2 separate regions of the Homo sapiens genome follow, and region 2 is linked to region 1. Evidence: chromatin contacts called from ENCODE Hi-C or POLR2A ChIA-PET data. All regions are on one chromosome and are shown on one strand. The core of a region is the stretch at or near the end of the contact, and the rest is flanking DNA. Distances in the headings are between cores, read along the strand shown.

Region 1 (4,926 bases), core at 1,560-4,059:
GGCGGTTCTCAGCCACCTGGGCCTCAGTGATCTGGGCAGTGCTGGGCAGGGCCTTCCGGTTCCACTTGATTCTGTGCTTGATGCCCCTCGTCTGGACCGCAGAGAGGTGGCTGAAGAGCAGCATGCAGACAGTGGCCAGCCACCACCAGCTCAGGTGCTTCCTCATCGCGTCAGAACCTGCCAGAGAAACGGCGGTGGGTCAGCTCCCCACCAGGCCTGCCTGGGCTCCCCTGCCCCCTCCCAAGTGCAGGAGATTTTAAGGAAGGAATCGCATCCTTGTGCTATTTATGTGGTCTCAAAAGCATAATTGTTTCCCCATGTTTGGGTTGTGCAGGGTTAACTCAAACACCGAGCTCCTTTGCTATTGCTAGGATTACATTCACTCAGGGCTCTGGTCCCGGTTTCCGAGACAGGTAAGAATGGCAAAGGGCAATTATAGTGGCTTTGAATACGCATGGGAAAATAAAGGAGTGGTGACTTAATACATGTAGGTTTTCTTTGATACTCCCAAGTCTTTCAAATCAAGAAATCCCTGGGAGGAAAATACAATAGAAGAGTTGGAATCAAATGCTGGTGGGCATGGACTATATGTGTGTGTGTGTGTGTGTGTGTATACACGTATATATATACACATATATATGTATATATACACGTATATACACACACATATATACATATATACACACATATATGTATATATACACACATATATATATACGTATATGTACAGACACACACACATACACACACACACACACACACACACACACACACACACATATTTTAGAGACAGGATCTCACTCTGTTGCCCAGGCTGGAGTGCAGTGGCATGATCATAGCTCATTGCAGCCCTGAACTCCTGGGCTCAAGCAATCCTCTTGCCTCAGCCTCCGGAGTAGCTGGGACTACAGGCACACACTACCACACCCAGCTAATTTTTAAATACATGTTGTAGAAACGGGGTCTCACTATGTTGCCCAGGCTCAAGTGATCCTCCCACCTCAGCCTCCCAAAGTGCTGAGATTACAGGCACGAGCCACTGTGCCGACTTTAGATTGTACTTTCAATCTCCCCTCTTTGTTCTTTATTGCTCTGAGCTGGCACTGTCTTGGGGGCATTCTGCCATCCATTCTGAGGAATTCACTGGCTGCTGATCCTAAAGGGCTTTGCAGTAATGAGAGAGAGAGGAGGAGGAAGGAAGGGAAAGATGGAAACGTAGCAAAGGGACCCCTGCCTCCCCTATGTCCAGGGGTCAAGTGTGCTCCAGGCATCCTTTCCAATCTCACCCCTGGGGGACAGTGTGACCATCTGCTTATCCTACTGGCTTTTTATTGCATACTTTCTTCATGCCTGCCACCGTGTTAAGCTCTTCTCTGACATTGCCTAACTTAATTCTCACATAGAGTAGGTACATTATTATCCCCATGTTATAAATGTTGTCCTGGGATTCAGAGAAGTTAAGTAATTTGCCCAAGGCTGCACAGCGGGGAGGTGGCAGACCTGCACTGGGCTCTGTCTAATGCTGCACTGCATGTGTCCACTAGCCATGCCCCACTGCCCATCTGGGTTTCAGGAGAAGACAGTGCTCACACACTGTGCTTTTCACTCACTGGGTATGATGCCCCCTGAGCTGGGCAAAGGGCAAAGGGCAGGGCCCTTGAGGAATTTCGGAGAAAACGAGATGAAAGGGAAGACAGGAGGGCCTGGGGGAACACCAGGAGGGTCCCGGGTCAAGGTGGCCCTGGGACATCCGAAGGGCTGCCACTGATGTCATGGAAAAGCCCCTCACCCCACACCTTAAGGTTGCCTGTCACATTCGGCTCCTGAATCTACAATAGCCATCAAGGAAATCCACTTCCCAAGGCCGACTGTCAGGGCATTCTAGCACCTGGGTCTTTGCCTGTGTGGATTAGGGAAATGGAAGGAGTTCCCATACCGGAGCTTGCCTAAGCTGTCTCCTAGGCAAAGACTTACTGTGAGGCCATGGGGCCCCAGAGCTGGAGGAGGCTGACAGGGAGCTTGTTTCGCCCCTCACACACCCTCCACCACCCTGCTGCAGCTTCCCTAAAAGTGGCTAATGTTCCTCTGATAAAATGTTCAACTCTGATGCCACATTGCTCCTTATATTAAAAAAAAAAGGCAAAACACAGCTGAAGTGATCTCTAGAAGCACATCCAGTCATCTCTAGAAGCCTGCAAAGAGGCCTCACTGACCTTTCCTTGCTTGTAGACATCGCCTCGTCTTTGTCCCAGGGTGGCTATGAGCATCTGGACCCCCTCACCCCACTCTCTCTGCCTCCTGAGCACAGTGAACTCAGACTGACTTTCTCCAAAGAGATCCAAGCATGAAGCAAATATTCATTAGTCTCCTAAATAGGGCCATACTCCACATCATTCCTTTTTTAAGGAGAAATCTTAAATAAGATTAATGGCATAATAGATCATTTCAGGTGAGTCAAATAAAAAAAATAAAAGCACAGCATTCTTGAGAAAGAGATTAGTTTTCATAGGCAGAAGCTTAAAGGCAAAACAAAATCCCAACCCACAAACCCTAAAGTAGCATTTTATTATAGCACCAACTTAGAGAAAGGCAAGCCCAGTGATGACTGGGTATCCTCGCAAGTCTACCCTGAACTTGGGACCCATCCCCAGGTGTGGGAGTAAAGAAATCATTGCATGATTTTCAATCTGGGATCGAGCCTTGATAAGAAACCAGCAGTCCTGACCACAGAAGTGGCCCCCCACGTACCTTGGCTCTCTCTGGAGTGTGCCTCTGGAGCCTCGAGCTGCACAGTCCCCCAGCACACCCTCTTGGCAGCCAGGTCCGCCCAGCTATATAGGAGCTGCCGGGGGAGGTGGCATTCCTGCAGGTCTCCAAATAAGGCAGCCCTTCCCTCCCCGGCAGACCAATCAGGGCTTCCTGGACCACTCCTTCATCCTGAGAAGGATGGACCTTCTCATCACACTTTACTAAGGAAACCACGTGAAAATCTTGATGAAGTTCAGCAAGGCTTCAGAGGTGCCTTTTAGAATTGGAATGAGATGTGTTAGAAGGAAAATGCTTTTCCCATCAATATCTATGACAGATGTGGCTTCAACAAGCCTCGCTGGACATGCATAGTGTCCTGTACCTAAAGGCCGGCCTTGGACAGCAAAGCAGTCTTTGCTGACAGCCTCTGTGGGGAGGTTCAGCTCAAAAAGAGGGCAAGCGTTCACCTGGACCACCACGCCCTGAGGATGGGACCAACAGGGTGTGTGTGTGGTGGTGGGGGGGGGGGGCGCCGGGGGGCGGTTACACTTTCATCGGGTAGTGGGAAAACAGAACTGGTAGGTATGGGGTGGAAGACACGTGAGAAGACTTCCTGGCATGTTGGGCGAGGAATGCTTGAAGGACTGAATTAGCCCAAAGGCCAATAAGTTAAAGATCTGCGGGAACCCCGGGAGCAGAGACACATTGACACGCAGCCAGTCCCCTGGACAGGTGGTGCGGGCTGAGGGCGAGTTCTGCAGAGTGCCTTCTCCTCTACATGGTGTCCGAGCGCTGCGCAGAAGGGGCTGGAGGTGCATTCCTGGGCTTTCCAAAGCAAGAGACTCATTGGTATTGGGTGACCATTTTGGGCCTTATACAGAAGGGACTTGCTCAGGTGTCCCTGTTACAGTTAGTACTGCAAGGCAAAGTCAAAAGTGAATATGGGAGCAAGTATGGGGCCAGATTTTCCTGTAAACAGAATGCGATTTTTATGCTGAATGTGACCCCGTCAGTGTTCACGGTGGATTTGCGTCAGAGCAATTTTGCAAACCAAATTAAACGGTTGTTATCGAGAAGGACAGCAGATAGCGCCAGAGAGCTGACAAAGACCGCAGCCGGTCGGTGGGAAACCCGGGCTTCTGGGCTCTGGGTGGATTTGGGGCCTCCGGTTGGGCCTTTCTTTCTCCTCTGACTTTAACATTTGTTTCACTTCCCCACTTTTTTTTTTTTAAGAACTTTTCTATTTCCTTTCTAGAACCACAGACTTTTTGTGCTTCTGAATACACACAAAACAGAAACACAGTAGTGTAATCTTAGTACAGACTGTTTGCAAAATGGAGATGAAAAAATCAAAATCTCCTAATAGTTCAGTACCCAGAGACAAATGTCAGGACAATTTTGTTTCACATATAGATACTTAGGGCCACAGTGTTTAGAGCTAGAAAGGACTCAGAATTCTGTGGTCCAGCTCCTTTGCATGGTGAGCTCACAGGCCCAGATAGGCTCAAGGTCACCCAGCCAGGCCGGCAGTGCAGCCTCGGCAGGCTCGTTGTCCCATTGTGAACTCTGTGCACTATCCCCCTGCCTGTTCCCACTAGACACAATCATCTCCAACCCCCTCCACCCCTCTTCTTCCTATTCCCTTTCTAAGCAGGACTTTACCCAGAGAATGGTGGGAGGTTGGTTTAGAGCTGACGTGGCAGCAGATTCCTCTTGTTAGTGAACAAAAGGCTGTTTACAAAGGCACAGAGGAATGGGGAAGACTGAAATTGCTACAGAAGCAGGGAGGAGCTCTGGAAGCTGCAAACAAGGCAAGAAAACAATAAGCAGATGTGGAGAATGTGGAGCCGACCCAATGCTGCCTCGCATCCTCCCTCCCTGCCTGTAAAGATCGACAAACAGACCAAGGAATTAGTGTGAGAACATTCATTTCTTCAAAAGAACTGAGAGACCAGGGCCAAGTGAATTACACTATGTTACATAAAGTGGATTATATTATATAGTCTGGGAAATAGAACTGTGTGTAGATCATCTTTGAGAAAGCAGGAAGAATGAGATGGAGACCACAGATCTGGGTGTTCTATGATGCAGGGGTCTATGACATAGTTCTCTAGATCGCGTAAATAATAGAAAATTATGCCAGTTTCTAAAAACGCAACAGGGAATGGCTGAATTCTA
Region 2 (4,926 bases), core at 291-2,790, 280 kb before region 1:
ATTATTGAATTTTGCAATCCAACACTTTCTTTTCCCTACTTACTGAATCCCAGTAGGGATTGTGAACTTCAAATATCTGAGACAGGTCTCAGTCAAATTAGAAGGTTCATTTTGTCAAGGTTAAGGATGGGCGCCCGTGACGCATAAAACCAAGCTTAGCTGGACCTGGTGGTGTGGTCCTGTCATCCCAGCTACTTAGGAGGCCAAGGTTGGGGGATCCCTTGAGCCTGGAAGGTTGATGCTGCAGCCTTAATTGTGCCGTTGCACTCCAGCCTGGGTGACAGAGTGAGACCTTGTCTCTAAAAAATTAAATATAAGCAAATAAAAATGCAGTTATTAGATAAATAAATGGGAAGACACATTATTGTCAAGACACAGACCACACTTGCCTATTTCATAAAATTCCTTTAGTTGCTGCTCCCCCAACTGCATTAATATGTGTGATGTCACTTTCCAAAACTGTGTAAAACACATAAATAATTCTGATTATAAAATCAATTTCTCTCCATGTGAGGTCAGACAGACACCGTCTACAATTCTGTTTCTCAAGAGTTGCCCGGGAACTAGTACATTATCATTCAGTTAGTAAAGCAACCATGACAACGGTTTCAAGATGGAAGGTGTTAAGAAAGTACTAATTATTAGAACATTTAAAAAATTGTATTCAGATTTCAGCAGTGGCTCAATACGTGTGGTCCCCAGACCAGTAGCATCAGCATCACCTGGGAACTTGGCAGAAATGCAGATTCTGGAGCCTCACGCCAGACCTCCAGCCTTAGCAACTCTGGGGGTGGGGCCCAGCCATCTGCATCTTAATGAAGTCCTCAAAGTGAGGCTGCCCAGCTCTAAGACCGAGGGCCAGGGATTTACACTTGGCCTTTCTGCTTAGCGGTCCAAGAACCTCACCCGGGGGCATCACCTGGGGACAATTTAGAAGTGCAGACTTTTGGGCTGCACCCCAGAGCCACTGAATGTGAACCCGCCCCTAGCCTAACACGACCCCCAGAGAATTCACGTCTGAAAAGCCTTGGTCTGTATTACGATCTCTGCATGAGGTAAGAAGGACTTCTTCTCCAGTTAGGTTAAAAAAACTGGCTACCTAAGTGGAGAAGCGGTGAAATTGTTTTAAAACATCCAACCCACTGAGCCCAATGCACCACAAACTGCTTGCTTATCACGCTCGAGCAATGACAGGGCTCGGTGGCAGGCGGGGTAAAAAGGGGGGACCTGGACCAGGACACTCAGGGACCAGCGCTCTGCTTGCCAGGTGGGTCCCCAGGAACAGGTGTGACTGGTGGGAAGGGTCGCGAAGGGGGGCGATCTTTCTGCGCAGGGGAGGGAAATGAAAGGAACGGGAAGGGGACGGCTGGGTGCGAGGCCCGGGATGTTCCGGGGAGCGCTGCCGGGTGCCAGGGAGCAGCCCCTCCCCGGGGGGAGGCCCGAGGGCAGGGGTCGGGGGCGGGGAGGGAGGTGGGCCCCAGACCGGCGCGGGGGCGGGCGGCTCCGCTGCACCCCGCCCCCGGCCCGCCCCTCCGCGGCGCCATTTTGCAGGCGGCTGTCGCGGGGACCGGAGGCGGAGGCTGCAGCGGGCACTGCGGCGCCGAGGCGCGGCGGCAGGACGGGAACCACGCGAGCTGCAGCCAGGTGAGAGCCCGGCCGCCGCGCCCCCTGCCCGGCCTGCGGGCCGCACCTGCCGGCGGGGCCGCGAGGTGCTCGCCGCGCCCACGAGGCCGGCCTGGCACGGCCCCCGCGCGCTGTCACCCACCGGCCCCGCGGCGCGGCCTGCGCGCCCCCACCCCGACCCATCTCCCGGGACCCCGCGCCCGCCGGCCACCCTGGCCCCGGGGCCCAAGATGCCCGGCGGCCCTCAGCTCCTGCCGTTCTGCCGGCCGGGCCGGGCCCCCGGGGTACCCACCCCTTCCCGCCACGGGAGCCACAGCGCGCTCGGGCCCTCAGGCCGCGCAGCGGGGAGGCAAATGGGGCGCCCCCAGAACCCCACTGGCTGCCGCCGCCTCCTCCCGGGCTCTGCGCCCGCGCGTCCTGGGGTCGCTTCCCTCGCCCCTCCCCCGGTGGTGCGCACGGGCATCGTCTCGCCCCCTGGAATTCAGGGGCATCAGGAGGGGCGGCAAGAGGGTGCCTTTTACATTCTTGCTTTCTTCCCTTCTACAAAGACTGCGCGAAGTAATTTTAGAAGCAGCTCCTCCGACCCCGGGGCCTTTCTGGCCTGTTCCCTGGGGGGTCGCGAGTCCCCCTCCTTGCCACCTTTCGGGGGGAAAAAATGACATTTCGAGTGTGACTACTTTAAGGCGCAGGATTTTCTCCTTCGTTTGGTCCTAGATGCCCCCCCTTGGATGGGTGGCTGATAGGATGTCGGCCTGCAGGCTGGGGGTTTAAGCGTGACTGATGGGAAATTATCGATTGTCAGGGCAAAGGGTAAATGAGGGCAACTGCAGGTGGAAGAAAGTCACCCATAAGGGCTTTCTGGGTCTGCAGCGTTTGTAGTAGGTGCTACTTCTATTCTTGCAGTGCTGGGAGACGGGCGGGGGAAGATGCAGTCCCTGCTGACAATTGGGTCATCTGCGCGCAGAGAAGGCCCCGGGATGTGCGAGGACATGGGACTGGGAGTCCGGAGGCAGTCTGGTTTGAGCTGTCACTAATTGGCCATGTGACCTCCCTCAGCCGGCTTCGTCCTCTCTGAAGCAAAAGGCTGGAATTGGGGTGGCTGGAGCATTTTTATTTTATGCTTTTGTATTTGAATGCTGTTGGGTTTGGGCCTCACCGTTTCTGGTTGTCTACACCTGCCTTTTTCACCGTTGCAGGTGACGTTGCCTGCCTCCCCTGAAGGTGTTTGAACCTGGTGAGATGTATAAAGGGCCCTTTTCAGCTCAAAAAATCAGAATTCTGTGCTGGGTTATGGTTGGCTCTATCAGGGTCACTTATGAACGTATTACTACTGTTCTCTTTTCATTCATCCCCAATTTAATGGCTTTTGGGCACCAGTGGGTGTGCCCAGTGTAAGCTCTCATGGCACACCTGCTAGTTAAAGGGAGGCAGCAGGTGTGTCCAGCCTGTTCCATGTGACATCCTGAGCATGAGGTATCTGCTTTCTAGGCTATTTCCTTTGCCAAAATGGCAACCAGCTTCTTTCTTTTAATACCAAGGCATTTCTCTTTTGGTTTCTTTGCTTAGAGTGGAGGGTGATTTTTTAAGACAATAGGTATTTCAGGAACTTTTTATGTTGACAGTATTTTAGATGGTTGTCTGGCAGTTGTATTCTCTGACTGTGGCACGGTCAATTAAGTCAATTAAGTTTAAACATCTGTTGACATGTTTAAAAAATGCCTATTGAAGTACCTGGGCCGGGTGTTGTGGTTCACACCTGTAATCCCAGCACTTTGGGAGGCTGAGGTGGGAGGATTGTTTGAGGCCAAGAGTTCAAGACCAGCCTAGGCAACCCAGCAAGACTCCTGTTTCTATAAAAAAAAAAAAAAAATAGCTGAGTATGGCGGCCAGCTTAAAAAAAACCAGTACCTGGCTAGAAAAATGTAGATGGTTTTGCTAGGTTTCATGCCATACTATCTATCTCATTGATGGAGCAAACTCTAGTCTATGTAGCATTGCAGAAGTGAGTCATGTGTCCCGGGGCAGGCAAGCACATGTAGCCACCCACTGAGTAGTCTGTCCATCTGTGTCTGCCCATCCATCCATCCACTTGGTGACCAGGTTCTGTTGAACAGATCGTTGTTGAATAAACTGTGTCTTTTGCCCTCACAGAGCCTAAGGTCTAGTTTGTGGGGTGTTTGAAATCCCGAATTGGCTATTGTTGTCCTCTTCAGTGTCTCTAAAGACAAACCAGGGATCTATTTGGGGACCTATATTCTGGTACCACTGGTAGCTTGAGGAATTTTCCCATTTTGGTTAAGGTAATTAAAAGCAGTAGGCCGGGGCTGGGCATGGTGGCTCATGCCTGTAATCGCAGCACTTTGGGAGGCTGAGGCGGGCAGGTCGCTTGAGCTCAGGAGTTCGAGAGCAGCCTGGCCACCATGGTGAAACCTCGTCTCTACTAAAAATACAAAAGTTAGCCGGGCATGGTGGCGCATGCCTGTATTTCCGGCTACTCAGGAGGCTGAGGCAGGAGAATCGCTTGAACCTGGGAGGTGGAGTTTGCAGTGAGTCGAGATCGTGCCACTGCACTCCAGCCTGGGTGACAGAGTGAGACTGTCTCCTAAAAAAAAAAAAAAAAAGATCAACAGTAATGATTTGAAATTATATGGTGCTTTGTACATGTAAATTGAAGCTTTTTAAAAACGTATTTATATTTAATCCTCTTAGGCTTTTTAAATTTAAACATCTTACAGTCCTTCCTGAACCGTTTCCTGGCCTTGCCCATAAAACTCTCACACACCAGTCTGTTGGTTCCCAGTGCCCAGTAACCTCACCTCATTAATTCATTTTCATGCCCTGCTATTCCTCCAGTTGTTCTCTGGGCTTGCTTTTATTCTTTCTGTAGGGAACCATCCTCCTCCAGGTTAAGCTGTGCATTGCAGCCTCTAGGTTGAAACGAGCCCTTTGTGCGCTATGCCGTTCTTCTCATTTTCTCTGTGGCTTTGCTATTTTGAACCTGTTATTTCGTCACAGGTTCTAGGTTCTTGGCTCTCCTGTAATTGAGGTCTGCTTTCAGCTTGCACCTTTCATAGGCCTTTCATACATTTATTACATTGAGTGCCTGATCTGTGCTGGGTAATATTCTTGGTGCTTGGGATGCTGCAGGGAGATTCCCAGCCCACATGGAGCCCACACTGTAGGGATGTGGACAATGAGATCTGGTTCTGTGAAGAGGAATCTGACAAGGCTCGGGGGATTAAGTGTGGGGATGGGAGTTGATATTTTTGGAAGGGTAGACAGGGAGGAAGGTATATGAGTCTG

The links. Hi-C counts contacts between places; a loop is a spot of excess contacts on that map. ChIA-PET counts read pairs that join two places held with the same protein, here RNA polymerase II (POLR2A). Pooled maps may share reads with other maps.
Region 2: a pooled map shows a loop between it and region 1 (2.2-fold over the local background). The contact joins the promoter of SLC23A2 here to the promoter of PRND in region 1. A Hi-C loop is called at or near these places in 1 of 168 maps with a recorded cell type or tissue (breast epithelium) and 1 of 50 pooled maps. POLR2A ChIA-PET finds 5 or more read pairs at or near these places in 1 of 52 experiments (naive thymus-derived CD8-positive, alpha-beta T cell).

What each region holds. Positions count from the first base shown.
Region 1 is chr20:4,719,792-4,724,717 of GRCh38, reverse strand. PRND (prion like protein doppel) reads right to left here and starts at 2,809. Exons shown (of 2, transcript NM_012409.4): 1 at 2,749-2,809; 2 at 1-177. The coding sequence starts at 166. RefSeq lists an enhancer at 3,887-4,106.
Region 2 is chr20:4,998,124-5,003,049 of GRCh38, reverse strand. It overlaps SLC23A2 (solute carrier family 23 member 2), which reads left to right and starts at 1,540. Exons shown (of 17, transcript NM_005116.6): 1 at 1,540-1,644. RefSeq lists enhancers at 1-210, 995-1,144, 4,052-4,552, a promoter at 1,453-1,651 and silencers at 1,435-1,674, 1,865-2,024.